Regions from separate parts of the Homo sapiens genome. Here all the other regions are linked to region 3. A link is a loop called in an ENCODE intact Hi-C map of the cell type or tissue named here. Cell type or tissue: mammary epithelial cell. All regions are shown on one strand.

Region 1 (2,500 bases), 60 kb after region 3:
TGCCACGTGGCCTCAACAACTCTCAGGACGTCCTCTGGATCCCTGTGGCCTATGTCCTGGCCATGTGCCCCAGAGTTGGTCCTCATGCCTCATGGCCCTGCTTATTATTTCTGCATGGGGAGAGCCAACCTGTGGGGCCCAGGCGTTGTGGGCAAGATCATGGTCCCTTCCTTCACCCAGCATTCAGATCAGGGACAATAACAGGCGTGGCCATGGTCCAGCAGAGGACCAACAGTTACAGCTGGGAGAATTAATTTAATGTGAACGCTGACCTTCCTCCCCTGACCCTTCTGAGAAATCTCAGAGCAGCGTCTTCTGAACCAGCGGCTTCTCTGGTTCATTTTGCTCTGATACAACAGGATGGGCTTCCAGGGCATGAGTCCCGGACGTGAGTCCCGGGCATTTGGCTGCGTTTCTGAGGCTGTGGTCACCAGGGAGCAGCCACGTTCTCCCGACGAGTCCCTGCGAGTCTGAGCCCAGCTTTGTGGTCTCAGCTCACTCGGGGTCAGTTGAGGAGGCCTCTGGGTGGGGACGTACCAGTGCCCATGAGAACGGAGCCCTGTGTGTCTGATGGTGACCATGGGGTGGCATTGAACAGAGGCATGTCCCATGTGCCTGGCTGGAATGCAGGAGGAAGAGTTCTCAGAATTGATGAAATATGAGAAATTAGTTTAAAAAATTTTTATTTTTAAAAATTGTGGTGAAATACACATAAAAAGTACCCTTTTAAACCATGTTTAAATGTCTCATTCAGTGGTATTCAGCACATTCACGGGGTTGTGCAGCCACCACCCATCTCTAGACCTCCTTTGTTTTCCCAGCCTGAAATTGTTCCCATCAAACACCAACTCCCCATACCCTCCTCAGCCCCTGGAACCACCATTCTCTCTTCTGCCTCTGTGACTGTGACGACTCCAGGGGCCTCTTATGAGTGGAATCACATGGGATTTGTCCTTTTGTGTCTGCTGCATTTCATTCAGCATGTTGTCATAGCTCGTGTCAGCATCCCTTTCCTTTTCAAGGCTGAATACTATTCCATCGTGTGGATGGCCGGCATTGTTTTTATCCATTCATCTGTGGGTATACATGTGGGTTGTTTCCACCTTTGGTTACTGTGTATAGTGGTGCTGTAAACATGGGTGTGTTAATATCTCTTCAAGACCCTGCTTTCCATTCTTCTGGGCAAGGCTGGGCATGTTGGCTCACATGTGTAATCCCAACGCTTTGGGAGGCTGAGATGGGCGGATCACTTGAGGCCAGGAGTTTGAGACCAGCCCAGGCACCATAGTAAGACCCCACTGCTACAAAAATAGAATAAAATTCCTCTGGGTATCTATCCAGAAGTGGAATGGCTGGATTATGTGGGAGTTTTGTGTGTCATTTTTTGAGGAACCTCCATACTGTTTTTCATTATAGCTGCAGCATTTTACATTCCCAGCAGCAGTGTGCAAGCATTCCCGTTTCTCCACATCCTTGCCAACACTTGTTATTTTCTGCTTTTGGATAGTGGCCATCCTAATGGATACGAGGTAATTTCTTTTTTATTTTATTATTGTTATTTTTTTGAGCCTGGGTTTCACACTATCACCCAGGCTGGAGTGCAACCTCTGCCTCCCAGGTTCCTGCCTCAGCCTCTTGAGTATCTGGGACTACAGGCGTGTGCCACCATGCCTGGCTAATTTTTGTATTTTTAGTAGAGATGGGGTTTCACCATGTGGCCAGGCTGGTCTCAAACTTCTGAGCTCAAGCTCACCTGCCTCAGCCTCCCAAAGTGTTGGGATTACAGGCGTGAGCCACTGTGCCTGGCCTGGTACAAGGTAATTTCTCATTGTGGTTTGATTTGCATTTCTCTAGTTACTATGTTGAGCACCTTCCCATGTACTTTTTGGTTGGTTGTGTGTCTTCTCTGGAGAAGTGTTTGAGTCATTTGTCCGTTTTAAGATCAGATTGTTTGTCATTTTGTTTATCCATTCATCTGATGCCTGGGCTGCTTCCACCTCGTGTCCATTGTGAGTAGTGCTACTCACATCACCTGGGTGGACAGACAGTTCATTCCGTTTTCAAGCAGTCACTGACAGTGTCGCAACTGGCCCTCCTCACAGCGTCGCAATGTACTCGAGGCCAAACCCAACCAGCCCAGGAAGGACCCCCGGCTGGGGGCCCATAGGGTGCTGGGTCTGCAGTCTTCCACTGTGGGGCAGGGCGGGGGCACTGTTCAGAAACTGTCCTTAGTGGAGGAAAATGACGCTTTTTTCCCTGCAGTCCCCAATAAGCGTTCTGCTGCAGAGAATGGAGGGCCGCTGCGAGGGGATACCAAGTGGTGAGGGTTTGCATTCCTCCTGCAGGCACACAGCCTGCGGGCACATGGCCTGTGGACACACGGCCTGCAGCCCAGGCGCCAGGTGGACGGGTCAGCAGAGGCGTTTCTTGGATTTAATTTCCCGACTGGGAATGGGTTGAGCCCCGTCTGTCCCTCTGTGTATTGGCCACACCCGTTTCT
Region 2 (2,500 bases), 250 kb after region 3:
GCCTCTGGGGTGGGGCTGGAGGACCAGGCCCCTCTGCACAGCCAGTGCCCCTCCCAGTCCACGGGGAGTAGTCTCAGCCCTGGCCCTGGTGGCCCCCACCCCGGAGCCTGGGCTGAGCAGCTTCTGCCCCCCAGGGCCTCCTACTCAGAATCCGAGGTGAAGGACTACCTGTGGCAGATGTTGAGTGCCACCCAGTACCTGCACAACCAGCACATCCTGCACCTGGACCTGAGGTCCGAGAACATGATCATCACCGAATACAACCTGCTCAAGGTCGTGGACCTGGGCAATGCACAGAGCCTCAGCCAGGAGAAGGTGCTGCCCTCAGACAAGTTCAAGGACTACCTAGAGACCATGGGTGCGTGTGTGGACAGTTGGGGGGACCTCACCTGGGGCGGGGGGCAGGAAGAAGCCCCCTCTCCTCCAGTGCTGTCCTCTCTCCCAGCTCCACTGCCACCCACTCAGCCACACACCTGGCCCACACACCTGTGCCCCACCTATCCCACCTGGGACCACTCACTCATGCCCACCACCTGTGTCCCTCCACCTGAGCCCAACCACATGTGCCCCTCCCAGCTCCAGAGCTCCTGGAGGGCCAGGGGGCTGTTCCACAGACAGACATCTGGGCCATCGGTGTGACAGCCTTCATCATGTGAGTCCTCCAACCTGTCTGGGGGTTGCTAGGTGGGCGGGGCAGTCTCCCCCCTCCACCCGAGGGTGACCTCAGGGCCCCTGCACCCCCGTCCACCTGAGGGTGACCTCACGGCCCCTGCACCCTCGTCCACCCGAGGATGACCTCACGGCCCCTGCACCGGCCACCCGAGGGTGACCTCAGTGCTCCTGCATCCCCTCCCCCTCCGCCCTGGTCTACCCAAGGAGGGTGACCTCAGGGCCCGTGCACCCGCCACCTGCGCAGGCTGAGCGCCGAGTACCCGGTGAGCAGCGAGGGTGCACGCGACCTGCAGAGAGGACTGCGCAAGGGGCTGGTCCGGCTGAGCCGCTGCTACGCGGGGCTGTCCGGGGGCGCCGTGGCCTTCCTGCGCAGCACTCTGTGCGCCCAGCCCTGGTAAGGCGCGCCCCTCTCCTCCTCCTTCTCCCCGCCCCCTCCTCCCGTCCCGCCCCCTCCTCCTTCCGTCCCGCCCCGCCCCGCCCCCCCACTCCCTTTCCCCTCGGTACTCTCCCTTCCCCCTCTCCCCTTTTCCACTTGCCTTCCCCACACCCCTCCCGCCGCTGGGCCACGTGCTGAGCCTATGTCCGTCCCAGGGGCCGGCCCTGCGCGTCCAGCTGCCTGCAGTGCCCGTGGCTAACAGAGGAGGGCCCGGCCTGTTCGCGGCCCGCGCCCGTGACCTTCCCTACCGCGCGGCTGCGCGTCTTCGTGCGCAATCGCGAGAAGAGACGCGCGCTGCTGTACAAGAGGCACAACCTGGCCCAGGTGCGCTGAGGGTCGCCCCGGCCACACCCTTGGTCTCCCCGCTGGGGGTCGCTGCAGACGCGCCAATAAAAACGCACAGCCGGGCGAGAAGTCTTCCGTCTCGTTGCATTATTTTCTTTTGGGGAGGAGAGGGAGTGAGGGCTCTGTCCCCGCCTTTCTGGCTGGGGCGCCGATCAGGCTGCCCCGCTGTGTTTGGGCCTGTGAGCCCCTTAGAAGGCGTCCTTAGGGGTCGCTCCCTCACTCCGATGCTCCGCGCGTTCAGCCCCTCGGGGCGTCTCCGTCCTCACACCCATGCGCGTTTATTCCACCCGCCGTGCGCCTTCCTCTCTTCCATCACGCTGACCTGCAGCCCCGCAGCCCGCTTTCTCCGCCGTCGGGCCAGCCGCTTGTTTCCACAACTTCTCTGCCCCGGGAAGAGTTCTTGGGCAAAGCGTGCAAGCGAGGGCGAGAAGCCGCGGGCCACGATCCGCTGGAGGAGAGGAGGCTTCAGAGTCGCTGGCGCGTGGCCTCGGTGAAAAGCAACCCAGTGTTTGAGATTCCATGGGCAATGACTACGCTGGCCGAGCCCCGCCCTGCCCCTTGCCAGGAGTGCAGGAAGCCTGGGCCGTGGGGTGCGCGCGTTGTCTCTCAAACGCTGCTGAATGTCCTTTCTCCTATTCTTTGACGTGGGAAAGGGAACTTGAGATAGGTGCAGCCCAGGAGACCTGGGAGCTGGCAGGGAGGGCCTTCTCCTCTTGCACATAAAACCTTTTGCAGAGGTCCCTCAGACACAAGGCCAGGCCCCTCATACCTATGTCTAAGCATAGATGGAGAGGAGGCTAACCGACCCCTCTTGGCTAAAATGGGTCATGCTGATTCCTGGCCAGCTTAGATTTATGGGGACATCCAGTGATGGAGTTGTCCTGGCTCTCTCTGACAGCATGCAACCCAGAATGAGGCCCGGTTGTTTTAAACACTCCTTTTAATCACCAAAACAGTCAGCTCTTCATAGCATCCTCTTCTCGAGCAGCCCCAGGGTTCCCGGGGTGGGGATATGATCTCCACTGTCCCCAGCAACAAGGCTGACGT
Region 3 (2,500 bases):
CAGATATGCCCCCTTGACTTTGGACTTCCTAGCCTCCAGAACTGTGAGAAATAAATTCTTTTTCTTTATAAATTGCCCAGTCTCAGGTATTCAGTCACATCAACAGGAGACTAAGGCAACTCCTCTTCTTCACTTGATCTTAGCCAAAAGGCCGAGAAGCGACACAACCCCCAATTTTTCCTTTCTGTACATGAAAAAGAAGGAAGCACCCTGGCAGTTTTAACTGAGAAGCACGCAGCTGGCCATGGCTGGGGGGCTGAGGTGGGAGGATCACTTAAGACAGGAGTCTGGGACTAGGCTTAGCAACATAACGAGACCCCCCCCCCCACAAAAAAATTAAATATTAGCCAGGCATAGTAGCACACCTGTAGTCCCATGTACTTGGGAGGCTGTGGTGGGAGGATGACTTGAACCCAGGAGTTGAAGGCTGCAGTGAGCTATGATCACGCCACTGCACTCCAGCCTGAGTGACAGAGTGAGACCCTGTCTCTGAAGAAAATTTAAATTGAAAATTTTTTAAAAGCATGAAAATCAGCATATTCCCATATGATACTACAGTGAACAGTGGGACCTGGGAGCTTGCAGATCTCCTTGTCTGAGGGCTATCCCTGCCACCACCCTGTGGGTCAAATCCACCAAAGAAGTCGTCAGGGGATCTCCTTGGACCATTTTTGTGCCACATTTTCTTCTAGCCACCTCACCTTTTATGAGACCCTTCTGTTAACCACTCCCCATATTACTTTCTCTTGCTGTAATAAACTTAATCCCACCACTCTCCTTCCTCTCTACTCTGGGATGAGATGCCACTGTCTGATTTTAGTGGATCATCTTTTTTTTTTTTTTTTTTTTTTTTTTTTTGAGACGGAGTCTCGCTCTGTCGCCCAGGCTGGAGTGCAGTGGCCCGATCTCGGCTCACTGAAAGCTCCGCCTCCCAGGTTCACGCCATTCTCCTGCCTCAGCCTTCCAAGCAGCTGGGATCACAGGCGCCCACCACCACGCCCGGCTAACTTTTTTGTATTTTTAGTAGAGACTGGGTTTCACCGTGTTAGCCAGGATGGTCTCGATCTCCTGACCTCGTGATTCGCCCGCCTCAGCCTCCCGAAGTGCTGGAATTACAGGCGTGAGCCAACGCGCCCGGCCAGTGGATCATCTTTTGATTTCCCGAAAGGATTTACAGAAAACTCCCCTGGACTATGTGAAACTATCCCGGTTCACAGATAGCTCATACCTGCAGGATGATCGCGGTGAATATCCTGCAGGTCATGCTACGCCCACTTGCTTTGAGGTTGGGAAAGCAGCCTCTTGACCTTCAGCCACTTGAGCCCAGCAGGTGGAGCTATTTGCCCTCACTGGAGCCTGCTTTCTCGCTAAGGGGAAATCTGCTAACCATTACACAGATAGCAGGTAAGTATTTGGAGTTGCTCATGATTTTGGAATGTTGTGGAAACAGGTTTCCTCACTTTCAATAATGAACCTTATGATTTATTATATGCAATACAAATACCTGCTGCTGTGGCCATGATAAAGGTTCCAGGCCATTTGAAACTAGACTCCGTGGAGGCTAGAGGATACTACCTTGCTGAGAATGTTGCTAAGAATGCTGCCCTTAAGAGTCCTACGGATTTCTCACAGTTCTGGAGGCTAGGAAGTCCAAAGTCAAGGGGGCATATCTGGTGAGGGCCTTCTTGCTGGTGGGGACTCCCTGCAGAGTCCTAAGGGAGGTGGCTCGGGACATCATATGGTGAGGGGGGTGGTCTCTCTTCCTCTTATGAAGACATAAGGTGTAATTTTCCAGCTGGAAAGATTTTCAAAGGATGATCTTAGAACCATGACTAAAGATGAACATTATCCAGCACCAGAGGCCAAAAAAACCACAACGGGAAAAATACAGGCTGATGGTTCAGTGATAGAGAGGAACTCTGGTGTGGACCAAGTAAAAGGCCTGTCCTTTTACTTTTACCTGTACTTTTCTCCATGAAATTTCTGTTAAGTATTATGCATGAATTGAGCCATGGGGCTATGGAAAAGAGGATCACCTTTATGAATAGTACTGGTGGGGCCACGTCAATGGACTTGCTAAAAAGGGCTTACCTGACCTGCCAGACCTGCTTTGAAATCAATGCTGGAAAGCCAGTGTGAACAGCCCTTGGCCATTCTGACCTGCCTAATGGGCCACTCAGGGTTTGGCAGATGGACTTTATCCAGACACTTTCTTCACATGGGTATAAATATGTCTTAAGTAAGTTAGCATACTGAAACATTAGTTACTAAGCATAAGTTTAAACACTTTGGCATCGTGTTTTTATATGGTATAGAAAAGCTAAGTGCATTTAGGTCTAGTAACATGAAATATTGTTTCCAGAAATTATGAAATGGTGAATGCTGATATAAGTTCACCACAATGCTTGCTAGTGTTCTAGAAATTAAGATTCTAACAGTTAAAAGTTGTAATAACATATGGGATTAAACTACTAGAAAGAAAACAACTCTGTCTGCAAGG

Evidence for each region. A loop is a pair of places that touch in the nucleus more often than their neighbours do. Peaks named below come from ENCODE experiments on the same cell type or tissue, not always from the same donor. Only the 100,000 strongest peaks of a DNase experiment are listed, where the experiment ranks them.
Region 1: it touches region 3 in a loop (16-fold over the local background); 14 of 110 quality-filtered maps call a loop at or near these places.
Region 2: a loop joins it to region 3, with 16 times the contacts of the local background. A loop is called at or near these places in 4 of 110 quality-filtered maps.

The regions. Positions count from the first base shown.
Region 1 is chr1:228,189,942-228,192,441 of GRCh38, forward strand. It overlaps LOC124904536 (a long non-coding RNA gene), which reads left to right. Exons shown (of 2, transcript XR_007066917.1): 1 at 1-2,500. Among named protein-coding and RNA genes, the nearest start is that of OBSCN, 17 kb to the right of the region's middle. In mammary epithelial cell, no CTCF peak of the experiment used is centred here; no DNase peak of the experiment used is centred here.
Region 2 is chr1:228,377,355-228,379,854 of GRCh38, forward strand. It overlaps OBSCN (obscurin, cytoskeletal calmodulin and titin-interacting RhoGEF), which reads left to right. Exons shown (of 116, transcript NM_001386125.1): 113 at 135-358; 114 at 577-652; 115 at 917-1,066; 116 at 1,264-1,522. The coding sequence ends at 1,441. Among named protein-coding and RNA genes, the nearest start is that of TRIM11-AS1, 16 kb to the right of the region's middle. RefSeq lists an enhancer at 1,244-1,313. In mammary epithelial cell, a CTCF peak has its summit at 1,455; no DNase peak of the experiment used is centred here; H3K4me3 peaks cover 1,548 bases.
Region 3 is chr1:228,129,831-228,132,330 of GRCh38, forward strand. No RefSeq gene overlaps it. Among named protein-coding and RNA genes, the nearest start is that of GUK1, 9.2 kb to the right of the region's middle. In mammary epithelial cell, a CTCF peak has its summit at 1,335 (motif pointing right); a DNase peak (open chromatin) is centred at 1,341; H3K4me3 peaks cover 303 bases; H3K27ac peaks cover 474 bases.